Linked DNA regions of Homo sapiens: all the other regions are linked to region 3. The links are chromatin contacts, found by Hi-C in ENCODE. All regions are on one chromosome and are shown on one strand. The core of a region is the stretch at or near the end of the contact, and the rest is flanking DNA. Distances in the headings are between cores, read along the strand shown.

Region 1 (4,310 bases), core at 1,256-3,755, 930 kb before region 3:
CAGCCTTTGTTGCTATTGGATTTGGGCTTTGTGACTTGCCCAGGCCAACGAGCTATGAGTGGAAGGGATACAGGACACTTCTGAGCCAAGGCATTTAAAAGCTAGTATTCCTCTTACATCCTTTTCTGGGTTACTTCTTGCCTTGTTTTTTTTTTTTTTTTTTAGTACTAGATAGAAAAAGATAGAACCATACAAATTTTGAAATATATGTGTCTCTAAATAATGAAAGAAATTTAGCTTATGTGATGTAGAACTGTTTAGTACAGTCTGTGAAGAAATATGCTTAGCATTCTCTTGCCCATGAACATGGAGTGTGGATGGCAGAGTCCAGCTCTGGTGTTGTGACTCATCCTTGATACCTCACCAGTCCTGGAACAACCTAGTTGTGGAAAAACTGGGATAGGTTGGATTTGGTTTTAGATATTATAGACAGGTGCGTCAGGCAGCTGAATTTGTACAGTAAACCACTTTTGTAAATGATCAGATTTCTGTGTCTGATAATTTGTTGGGAATCACTTGGATGTTGGTTGTGCTGGAAATTCTTATTAATGTGAAAGACACTTTATAGTTATTGTTTCCATAAAGCCAACAAGATTCAAACATAACAGTATTGAGACCAAGGGGCATCTCAGCCTTAAATCCATTTTTCAGCATGCCTAACACACATTATTCTTATTAAATACCTCTTTCTATAAACCTAGCTGTTGCTACCTCAGTGGGTTGCTTGCAGTTTGACTGTAGCCTAGCTTGCTTAATTAAGACTTAAAATAATACCTTCGGTTCTGCCTGGGACTTGAGAGAATAGCCAGCTCTGAAGCCTTTGCTTGCTGTAATGGTTGCTCAGTAGTTGGAGTTTTGTAGCAACAAGGTTTGGAAATCCTCTACCATACAATGGTTTTTATTGTTAATAGGTCTAGTTGTAAGTAGTCATCCTTTTTGACATCAGTTCCTTCTTGCTGAATACTTTATTCTTCTCAGTTTTCTTTTCCTCCCTTTCATCTTTTCTGCTCTCTCCTTTCCTCCCCTTCACTGCCTTTCTCGTTCTCTTTCTTTCCATATCATGAACTGGTAAATTTGCAAAAAGGGACTCCATACTGCTGCCATGTGTAGGGTCCGGGAAACCTGATCATTTTGAAGAGCTAGCCCGTTCTAATGCTATGGTTAGGAAACATCTTACTGAATGTTGCATCTTTTGTGATGTGTGAAATTCCAGAGGAAGTACAGTTTGGGGAAAAAAAGTGTATCCTTGGGACCTACATTAGAGAATATAAATCACAAATCAATATACAGTTCAGATAATACTAGATCGTATACAGCAACTGCCTGTGACAGCAGTGGGAGGTGGGAAAAGTCCCCTCCCTGTGTGCATTTTGAGAAATACACTGTTTTTATTTGGTACAGTTGCATATTCATTTCTAACAGACTGCATCCTAAAAGAATTGGACTTTTATAGATTCCATGAATATTCAGAGAGTCACCAAAACCAATTTTGTCCTTTACCTTATGTGTCTAGACCCATCTGTCATTTGCTTGCTAGATGGTCATAGTTCTGTATTGTGGCATTTGTCTTTTGAGAAAAAGGTATTTCCCATGTTGATAAGGGGGCATGCTGGTACCTTTGCTTCCCTGCTTGAAAGTTTTCACCTTCAGGGTGGATCTTGGTGAGAGCATGTGGCTAGGCCCTGGCTACTTTGCTGTCTGCCACCAGCTCTCTTAAGCTTTTAGGGCATTGTTTTAGACACTAACGTAGCAAGGGAAGGCATGATGGCTGTTGCCACTAGTAAGTCATAGGGTACTTGGCAAGCTGGCAAAAGCTAGAAGCCTCATTCATTTGCATTTTAATTGGAATGACCATTAGCCAAAAGCCCGAATTTTTAAAATTGTCCATTGAGTCCTTTTTCCCTTTACCCTCTCATTTTCCTGAAGCTGATTTCCATCTCTCTCTCTCTTTTTTTTTTTTTTTTTAAGAGACAGGGTCTTGCTCTGTCACCCAGGCTGCAGTGCAGTGCAGTGGTGTGATCATGTCCTGCTGCAGCCTCAACCTCCTGGGCTAAAGCAGTCCTCCTGCCCCAGCCTCCTGAGTGGTTGGGACTACATGTGTGTGCCACCGTGCCCAGCTAATTTAATTTAATTTTTTTTTTGTAGTGACAGAGTCTCCCTGTGTTACTCAGGCTGGTCTTGAACTCCTGGGCTCAAGCAGCCCTCTCACCTCAGCCTCCCAAAGTACTATGGTTACAGGTGTGAACCACTGCGCCTGGCTGATTTGCATCTTTAGAAAAATGTGTTTCTCAACATTTAAAAACTCATGTCTCTTTGATAAACTTACAAATCTTACATCTCCTTTAATATTATTTAAAATATTATAAAAAGTAAGAATTGTAATAAAAGAAGGCAGTGACAGCCTGAGAAGGATGCCCTTTCTTTCCTTCAGTCGTGTGAGTCATGTGTGAAAGTGGGGCTGGCTTGCTTGCCCCAAGTGTTTTTCCTGTTCTTGCCAGTGACAGAGCACAGAGGAGGTCACTTTCACATCAGGCCTCTTCAGCTGCTTTGTTTTCACGGTCACAACGGGCAGAAAGCCTGCTTTGCAAATGTTGTGTATTTTATTATAATTTTGAAAATGCTTTTTTAGATGACACATGTGCCCATCTCTTCTCTCCAAAGGATTCTGATATGACTCCCATACCATTTCTTACCACCTCACTGCTCTTAATACTTAAACATGAAGAAAGAGACAGAAGAAAGTAATTAAGATGGGATAAGTAAGACATTCTTATTCATGAGCATATTCTGTCTGTCATCATCCCCACGGGGCTGTTATTGCACCTCCTCTTCATTGTTATACCCCCGCCCCCCCGCCCAGATGCACCTGCACGGTCATTTGAGCCCTGTCCTCCAGTCATACTTGGATAAGAGGAAGCCAGCCTCACTGGTTCCATCACAGTTCTAACTGCTGTATAGAGTTCTGTGGTGCCTTAAGTAATACGATTATGTATAGAAAAGCTGGGTGCAACCAGTAGCACATGAAGCACATAACAAATGCCAATTCTGTTCCTTTTCCTCCCCTTTCCAGAATTCAGTGTGTTTGCTTCCAGAACCATCTTTGGGTCTTCTAATGTATAATAAAGAAGGACAGGTTTTTCATAGATGAAATTTTGAGTGGGTTTTATTGATTCACCCATGTGACTCCATACCTGCTAACTCTGGTTCCAGTCCTCCTTCTGGTGAAAATAGGTCTTCTGCATTCTTTTGTTGGTAAGAATAGATGGAGAAGAGAACTAACATTCTTTGAAGATCTCCCGTGTGAGTTTCAGGCAGTCAGGCTTAGTTATTTCATTTGCATCATTACAATGAATCCTCACCACATTCCCATGAGATGGGAACAATTATCTTCATTTCATAGATGAAGAAACGAAACACAGAGATGTTATTTGCCTGTTTTGATCTGTAGCGGTGGAAACAAGATGCAAGGCCACAGCCATTGTTCTTGACATTATATAGAGTTGCTTTGTCGGTTTCGGTGAAAGGTATGATTCTTTAAAACATGCTTAAACTTTTCTATTCTTTGGGTAGGCAGAAAAGGGAAAAAATAGCTAGTTATTATTATCCTTTTGATAGCAAACTCCCTCATGCTACCTAGTAACTATTTGGTATAGGATCCGGGGCAATGCTTGTATGCCCCCAGATGCCTTGCAGTATTTATTTGGCAGACCAAGAATATTATAAGTGTTTACTCTATGGCAGTAGTTATTAAAAGTGGAATTATGATCTCTTTTCATTGTGAGAAATCAATGTCTTTTCAAGAATAGGAGTATTTTAGATTGGCCTAAGGGAGCTTTTCTGGTAATCTGCAAAGGTAACCAAAGGGTTATCTTTTCCTACTTCCACAGAAAAATATTTGGATCCATTTTAATAGGAGTTGTAATAGTGAAAGAATGTGCATACAGTGAAATCTTTTATACTGTTATTTAAAAACAGAAATGTTCACATATAGAAAAAATGAGTAAAAGATATGCTTACAACTTTGAACTCACCATATGTACTCATCATGATGTATATCAGGCAAAATAGAGTTCCATAATTTGTATAATCTTACTCTGGAGTTTGGATTTTAACACTTAAGAATTCATTACTACTACTCTAGTGCTGGCATTCGCCATTATCTGAGGCGTATAGAGAATTCCCTCTCATTGCAGTTGTCTGTGTCCACATTAGGTTTGTTTTGTTTCGCTTTGATTTCTTTTTTACTTTTCAGAATATTTCTGAGGGAAAACAAATCAGATTTGAATAGAAGAATTTTAATTTGGTGAGGG
Region 2 (4,154 bases), core at 763-3,262, 750 kb before region 3:
ATGTTTAAACACCTCACTGTTAGTACTACTTTTAGAAAAAATCAAATTTTATAGTTATTGATGCATTTTAAAGAAATATTAATGTTTGAACCAGATACAGCCTCTAGCTTAAAAAAAAAAAAGAAAGGCTGCTACTTTATTCTTTATTAAAGGATCGTTAAAAAAAATTATTAAATAGGCTGGGCGCAGTGGTTCACACCTGTAATCCCAGCACTTTGGGAGGCCAAGGAGGGCAGATCATGAGGTCAGGAGATTGAGACCATCCTGGCCAACATGGTGAAACCCCGTCTCTACTAAAAATACAAAAGTTAGCTGGGCGTGGTGGTGCGTGCCTGTAGTCCCAGCTACTCGGGAGGCTGAGGCAGGAGAATCGCTTGAACCAGGGAGTTGGAGGTTGCAGTGAGCCGAGATCACATCAGCCTGGCAACAGAGAGAGATTCCATCTCAAAAAAAAAAAGTATTAAATAAACCACCACTTTTTCGTGGTTTTTTTGTTTGTTTGTTTGTTTGTTTATTTGGGAGATGGAATCTCACTCCGTCACCAAGGCCAGAGTGCAATGGTATGATCTCGGCTCACTGCAACCTCTGCCTCCTGGGTTAAGCAATTCTCCTGCCTCAGCCTTCCAAGTAGCTGGGATTATAGGCGCCCACCACCACGCCCAGCTAATTTTTGTATTTTTAGTAGAGACAGGGTTTCACCATGTTGGCCAGGCTGGTCTCGAACTCCTGACCTCAGGTGATCCACCTGCTTCAGCCTCCCAAAGTGCTGGGATTACAGGCATGAGCCACTGCACCTGGCCTTTTTGTGGGCTTTTTAAACAACCTTTTGCATGTCTTTTGTTCTCTGTTCAATGTGAATGAGAAATATTCCCCAAGCTGTGGTGACATCTCTGACTTGAGTCACAAACCTGTTGTGACCTGACGACCCTTTAAACTCGTAGTGTGGTACAAAAATAACTCTGTTGGCCCAGGCGCAGTGGCTCAGGCCTGTAATCCCAGCACTTTGGGGGGCTGAGGCAAGAGAAATGCTTGAGCTCAGGAGTTTGAGACCAGCCTGGGCAATATAGCAAAATCCCATCTCTACAAAAAATACAAAAAATAAATAAATAAATAAATAAGCCAGGCTTGGTGGCACATACCTGTAGTCCCAGCTACTCCAGAGGCTGAGGTGGGAGGATCACCTCATCCTGTGAGAGGTCGAGGCTGCAGTGAGCCGTGATCATGCCACTGCACTCCCGCCTGGGCAACAGAGTGAGACCCTGCTTCAAAAAAACAGAAACAAAACAAAACTCTGTTGATTTTAAGTAGCAATCCTGCAACAATTTGAACATCTTTTAGGGAAGAAGGAAAAATAAATTCATGTGAAACTTATGATACTACTCACAGAAAAAGATGCCCTTTATATTAAAACTTCTTAATTTTTTGAGAAATCATTTTGAAAACTTGCAAAACCAGTTTAAGTGACTATTTGTATGTTGGTTATTCCTTCTCCTGTGTTTGTATAAATCACGTTATGTTTACAGTGCAGATGTAAAGTCTCTTCCCTGACAAGTTATGTCCGGAGGAAAGAAAAAAATAGAGATATTGCCTGTTAGTTCAAACACAGAATTGGATGGTTGGTTTATCTTTTTTCTTTATACCTGGAAATGCCTCTGTCCTCAATTTCAAGGCCTCACCTTCAGAGTGAATCCCTCTTTGATATACTGCAGTGGTTATTACTGCTAACATCTGATGCTTGATTCTTTAAGGCCTTTGAATTGATTTTCTCAGCTAAAACCTCTAGCATTTAAACTACAGGATTGTCAAACTGCACATAAGAGAGTAAACCATACAGTTATTTTTGGAAAGTGCTTTCATTCAAAGGCCCCAGTGTGAGGAGAGAGAGAAAATTCACTGATCCTGGTGAACTTGTATGTTTGAGATCTACTGTTGCCACATCACCTCACTTCTGTCCCTGGGGATAACCATCTCTGATTTCTTATCTTCTAGAAAGCAGGCCACTTCCTCTGAAGTGTTTAGAGCTATAGCTTCATAAAATTTGCATGTGTTTGAGGGGCAAAAGGTGGAGGGGAACACATCTGAAGTTTAGGGAAGTTTTAACCTCTTCTTATCACTGGCTAAAATGGACTCAGCATGATTTTTGGAGCCCTTATAATCTTAAGATAAGATGTGATTTGGGCAACCTTGCTAATGTAAAAATTGGAGCTAGAACAGGAAAGATCAGAATACTGGATTAATGCTAATTAAACAGACAAAATAGCAAAGAAAGAAGGAAAAATCGATTAGGGGAAAGGGGCTCCAGTTTTCAAAAGGCATAGCCTGTTTTCCACCCATGGGCTTCACCCACAGGTATGGAGAGGTGGTCAGGACTGAATTCTCTGGAAGTGTGTTCAGAAGCAGCCTTCTCACAGAAGCAGGTGGGGGAAACTTTGGGAAAGGAAAAGCTTAAAAATTGTATGCTATATATAACCCATGGTTTTTCTTTGGTGATGTAATATATGATTGAAAAGTGATTTTCTTAACCTGATAGATAAAACTAGGCATTAATATAACTAAGTGCCTGTGTTGTAGAATACATTTTTACAGCTTTTTGATAGTTTCCAAGAAAGATGGGCTTGTTCTCTAATTAGCTATTGTTCTTTTACAGCTGTTAAGACAGAACAGCTGTGGATATTTTTTCCTCTTGAATAATTTGACAGAAGGTTGGATTACAGTTGGGTTAGAAGCTTGCCTGATCAGCAACAAATTCCTGTGTAGGCCTGGGGCTAGGCCACTGGTGTGTTTCCTCCTTTAAAAAAAGAAGTGATAGGTCTGTGGGAAGACCTCTAGGTAGGACCTTAAGCTAATAGTTATCTTCTTAAACAGGAAATCTTTGTATCTCTATGAAAATCTTGGCAATAGAGAATGATCTACTCAGAGATTATTAACCATTTGCTTGCTGCATGAACCACTGTGCTGTTAGAAAACAATTTTGTAATGAAAACAGCCAGGGAAACATTGAATAAAGCCCAGCAGAGCACAGTGTTTGAAGATGACAGTCCTCTGTAACTGCTAAGTGTTATTTCCTTTTACAAAATCTGCTTCAAGTGGGTCTTTTTCCTCCACCTCTCAAAAGTGATCTCTGGAGACAGTTAAATAACATGTCAGTCTTATCTTTAAATATAGCTGGTACAGGTGGCCCTCAGGTCATGTCCTACTGAAGTAATACTGCCTTTTAAAAAATTTATTACTCCTGAATTAAATTTAGAGGCAAGTCGTTGGCCACCCCTGGTGCTTTGTAAGAACAGAGAGCAGTAAAATTGTTTTCAGATCACTTTTTCTGCAGTTCCCTGCAGTCTGAGTCATTCCAATATTCATACACTTTGCAGAATGTATACACTTTGTTAACATGCAACTTTTGCATTCAGAAGCAGCAGATTAAATTTGTCTGAGCAGAATTGCTATGTGCACAGAGGGGGAAAAGTAATTTCTGTCCAGGCGGTTCACCTTTGCCTTTTGCTCCTAGCACAGGCTGTTGTAATAGGGATGTAGGTGAGGGATGGCAAAGGAACACCAGAAAGAGACAGATACAAGACACTGGGTTTTGGCAGCATGGTTTTGTAAACAAAGTGACACAAATTGGGACAGAAATTCCAGTGGGACAAGGGAGGAAACTGGAAGACTAGAAATAGAGCAGAAAGCTCAGTCCCATCCAGATGGTGTTTTTAATAAATTTATCAGACGCATATGAAAGACGATAATGAACATTCAAAATGGGGAGTGGCCCAGTTCCTCTGGGAAGAAAAACAGTGTGGAACCTTCTGTGTGCTGCATTCAGATATAGAATCACTCTCTAATTTTTCCCAGTAAGAAAGACCACAGAACTTATTCAAACCATTGAGTAATTGTTTAAGGCAGTCCAACTAGGTAGGCTGAGGTTTGTGTTTCTAGAAAGAAAAATTCATAACACAATTATTCCCTGCTGAAATGGAGGATTTGGCCTATGTATATTAGTAAACCAGTGGTGACATTTGATACAAACATCTTCTGTCACAACTACTGTAAGTGTGACTAAAGCAGACATTTCTCCCCCTCGGGCATAAAAGACCTTTTATAGTCTTTAAGGGTCAGGCATGGTGGCTCATACCTGTAATCTTAGCACTTTGGGAGGCTGA
Region 3 (3,931 bases), core at 772-3,271:
AAGGTATATTTAAACTGAGTGATTCAAAGAGAGTTTAATGAAGGTTTAGGCCAGGTGCAAAGGTGTGGGCAGGGTGCAGGGACATCAGCAGGAGATGCTGAAGCCCCAGGGCTTGGAACAGGGGAGCTGGGCCCAAAGGGACATGGACAGAGCCATGGGGAGGGCCTGCTGGACGGGAGCTGTAACCTTGTGTGGAGAGACACAGCAAAGAGCCAGCCCCCTGAAGTCCCGCAGGGAGCACATCAGGAAAATAAAGATCTTGGCTTCACTCTCCTCTCTCTGATCTTCTGTGAGGCTCTCCCTTTGTTGGCCCTCCCTGGCACAGGGAGCCTGGGCCATGCTGGTCACAGAGGTCGGCCTGGGAGCACAGTGCTGGTGGAGGAGGATTCCAAGACAGAGAAGCCTGCCTAGTCATTGGCAGCTTATCAAGAGCATATTCAGGGCTTGGAGGTCACAGAAGCTTTGCTGTTGAGAACTCAGAATAGGACAGACAGGAGAGGATATGAAGACTTGGATGCCTGGGACCCAGGGAGAGTGTTTTTTGTTTTGTTTGTTTTGTTAGAGACAGGATCTCACTATGTTGCCCAGGCTGGAGTGCAGTGGCACAATCATAATCATAGCTCACTGTAGCCTCAAACGCCTGGGCCCAAGCGAGCCTCCTGCCTCAGCCTCCCAAGTAGCTGAGATTATAGGTGCAAGCCACTGTGCCTGGCGAGGGAGAACTTTTTTAGGATAGGAAGTATTTGAGTAGATTTTGACACAGGAAAAGGAATGCAGACACACTGGAGGAAAGGGAGGTGAGAGTTGGAGGCCGGCTGAGGAGGAGGCGGGTGGGGGTGTGGGGGCAGTGGAGGGCTCTCTGGGAGGAGGGACAGAAGGGACTTGATTGGGAGGACAGAGGCCCATCCTCTGCTTCCTCCCGAAAAGGCTGCAGAACAGCCTAAAGCCAGGGGGTGGGTCTTTCAGGCCCAGAAAGGGGAGTGTCTCTCTGCCAAGGACCAGGGCAACGGTCCAAAACAGAGACACACAGCCCAGCCCAGGCCTGAGTGGTGGCTGGAGGGTATGGAGGTGTGAGAAAAGACCCCCATAGTCAGAGAGAAGATTCAGAAGCAGTTTCTGGAATGGACTGGGATCCCACCACTGGGGCCGTCCCAAATCTCCCTTAGCCAGTTTGAGGAACTGAAGCTCACATTCAGCCCAGGTAGCAATTAGAAAAGCTGCTCTTCTCCCTTTTTTTTTTTTTGAGAAGGAGTCTCGCTCTATCGCCCAGGCTGGAGTGCAGTGGCAGGATCTCAGCTCACTGCAACCTCCACCTCCTGGGTTCAAGTGATTCTCCTGCCTCAGCCTCTAGAGTAGCTGGGACTACAGGCACACGCCACCACACCTGGCTAAACTTTTTGTATTTTTAGTAGAGACAGGGTTTCACCATGTTGGCCAGGCTAGTCTCGAACTCCTGAGCTCAAGTGATCTGCCTACTTCGGACTCCCAAAGTGCTGGGATTACAGGCGTGAGCCACCACGCCTATCCAGAAGAGCTGCTTTCTAAAGCACGTACTAGAGGAGTCTCTTACCAGGATGATTTAGCAACCACAGCATCTATGGAGAACTTCAGTATGTGCCAGTGACGAAAGCTTTATACAGATTAACTTCAATGTCATGAAAAATCTCATGGAGCAGCTATTATTATTATTAGTCCCATTTTATAGATTAGAAAACTGAGGCTCTATAAGATTGTATGTTTACATGGGGTCCCACAGCCAGTCAGAAGTGCCAGGATTCCCACCCAGGCCTGCCTGACCCCCAGCACCCTCCTAGAACCACCCCAGGTTGGGAGGGGTAGGGGAGAGCTGGCCTGGGACATTCTCACCTAATAGAAGTCCCAGAAAGCCCCAACCCAGGCTTTCTGCAGTTGTTTCTGCTTGAGTGGAATTCCCATTGCGTTGTTTTACCGCCCTCTGTAAAAGTTACCATTGAAGGACAAAAGACTCGGTGAAAATCTAAAGGGGATTTCTGCTTCTGTTTCTGAACCAGAAGAAAAAGAAGTAGTGAAACCAGGTGCTTCTTGGCTGATCAGCCTGGGAAGAGAGAATTATTAATAACCAGGACCATTTCAGTTGCCAGTAACAAAAACCCAATTCACATTGGTTTAGGAAATCATAATAGCCGATGTCAGCTGCTCACTATATACTAGGCACTGTTCTGAGCACTAATGTGAATCCGTTCATTTAATTCTCAGAAGTATGCTGTGAAATTTACACTAGTATCATCACAGAGGAGACAGAGGCACAGGGATTAAATAAGGTGCTCACATCACTTAGCAAGATTGCAGCCCAGGCTGCTGGGCTCCAAACTTTGGCTAAGGGAGATTTGGGACGGCCCCAGTGGTGGGATCCCAGTCCATTCCAGAAACTGCTTCTGAATCTTCTCTCTGACTATGGGGGTCTCTTCTCACACCTCCATACCCTCCAGCCACCACTCAGGCCTGGGCTGGGCTGTGTGTCTCTGTTTTGGACTGTTGCCCTGGTCCTTGGCAGAGAGACACTCCCCTTTCTGGGCCTGAAAGACCCACCCCCTGGCTTTAGGCTGTTCTGCAGCCTTTTCGGGAGGAAGCAGAGGATGGGCCTCTGTCCTCCCGATCAAGTCCCTTCTGTCCCTCCTCCCAGAGACAAGTCCACCACAGCCTTGGAGAGCAAGCAAACACACTGGCCCATGTCATTATTGAGACCAGGTGGCACTGGATCTAAAACATCTTGTTCCTTTCTCTCAGCTCTGCTTCTTTCGGCCTGGCCACTCATCCCTCCATGGCAAGGACAGCTGCACATCTCACCCCTTCCTGTGTCTATCACCCCAAAGGGAAGGTGCGCTCCACTTCCCTGCTTGCTCCAGCAGCAAAATCCTGGGGAAGGTGTCTGAGTGGTCTGGCCCTGGCCACACACCTAACCCAGAACCAGTCACTCTGCCTGGGGCTAGGAGAGAGGGAAATTGTGCCAGGCAGCCAAAAGCAGTAGCCACCCCAGGAACACTCAGGGAAGAGGGTAGCAGCTGCCAGGAAGAAGAGAAGACGTGGAGATTAAAGCTGGGCGGGTGGTTAGGAGGCAAGCGGGACCCAAGATCTGGCCCTTTGTGTGTCTACCTCAAACAGGAGGTAAGACAGCAGCAGAGGGAAACTTTCCTTCTTCACCATTTGCTGGGTGTGGACCAAAAATACCAAGACTTGTATTCACACACACAACCTCTAAACACACGTGCTTCTATATGTATTAAATAAATATTGGCACATACACATGCTTAAACACACATCCCTGGACACTTTACACTCCATACAGACACCTACACAATCACAGGCATGTATACTGCATCAGTCAGGATAGGCAAGGCTATGCTTCATTAACAAATAACTCCAAAACCTCTACTGCTTAAAACCAAAGGGCTTGCTTCTTGCTCACGCGACATGCCAGTCACAGCTTCTGCACATCATATCACCCCAAGGCCCAGACTGATGGAGAAGCCACTAGCTCAAAGCTTGCTGGTCATAGTGCCAGAGGGAAAGAAAGACCTCTGGAAGATGTTGCATTGGCAATTACATTCTTCTGCCGGGAAGTGACACTTTCTCTTCTGCCCATTGGCCAGAACTGGTCATATGGCCCCATCCAACCACAAGGGGGCCAGGGAGTGCAATTCGGAAGAGGAGACCCAGAAATATTTAGCAAATAGCACTAGCGACTAGTGAGTAGGGCGCGCGCGTGCGCACGCACACACACACACACACACACACACACACACACACACACTTACTGCTCTTCCCACGGTCTCCTTATTTTATCCTTTTGTGTCCTGGACTCCTAAACAATTCCCTGTCCCTAGTAATCAGGGTGGAAAGTCTCCTGCCAGGAGCCAGAGGTTGTGGAAACTTACATCCCCCTTCATTTCAG

What was found. A loop is a pair of places that touch in the nucleus more often than their neighbours do. Pooled maps may share reads with other maps.
Region 1: a loop to region 3 is called in a map of Panc1, with 5 times the contacts of the local background. The contact joins two enhancer-like sites. A Hi-C loop is called at or near these places in 2 of 168 maps with a recorded cell type or tissue (B cell and Panc1), 1 of 37 single-sample maps with no recorded cell type and 10 of 50 pooled maps.
Region 2: a pooled map shows a loop between it and region 3 (4-fold over the local background). The contact joins two enhancer-like sites. A Hi-C loop is called at or near these places in 3 of 37 single-sample maps with no recorded cell type and 4 of 50 pooled maps.

Annotation. Positions count from the first base shown.
Region 1 is chr6:38,494,311-38,498,620 of GRCh38, reverse strand. All of the region lies in intron 6 of BTBD9 (BTB domain containing 9), which reads left to right. Among named protein-coding and RNA genes, the nearest start is that of BTBD9-AS1, 15 kb to the right of the region's middle. Within about 2 kb of position 2,505, at least 2 of the 41 ENCODE cell types and tissues checked have a DNase peak (open chromatin) inside an H3K27ac peak, as active enhancers do.
Region 2 is chr6:38,305,734-38,309,887 of GRCh38, reverse strand. The region is part of intron 7 of BTBD9 (BTB domain containing 9); the gene reads left to right. Among named protein-coding and RNA genes, the nearest start is that of BTBD9-AS1, 170 kb to the left of the region's middle. Within about 2 kb of position 2,012, at least 2 of the 41 ENCODE cell types and tissues checked have a DNase peak (open chromatin) inside an H3K27ac peak, as active enhancers do.
Region 3 is chr6:37,560,346-37,564,276 of GRCh38, reverse strand. No RefSeq gene overlaps it. Among named protein-coding and RNA genes, the nearest start is that of MIR4462, 6.9 kb to the right of the region's middle. RefSeq lists enhancers at 1,584-1,763, 1,904-2,113, 2,434-2,603. Within about 2 kb of position 2,021, at least 3 of the 41 ENCODE cell types and tissues checked have a DNase peak (open chromatin) inside an H3K27ac peak, as active enhancers do.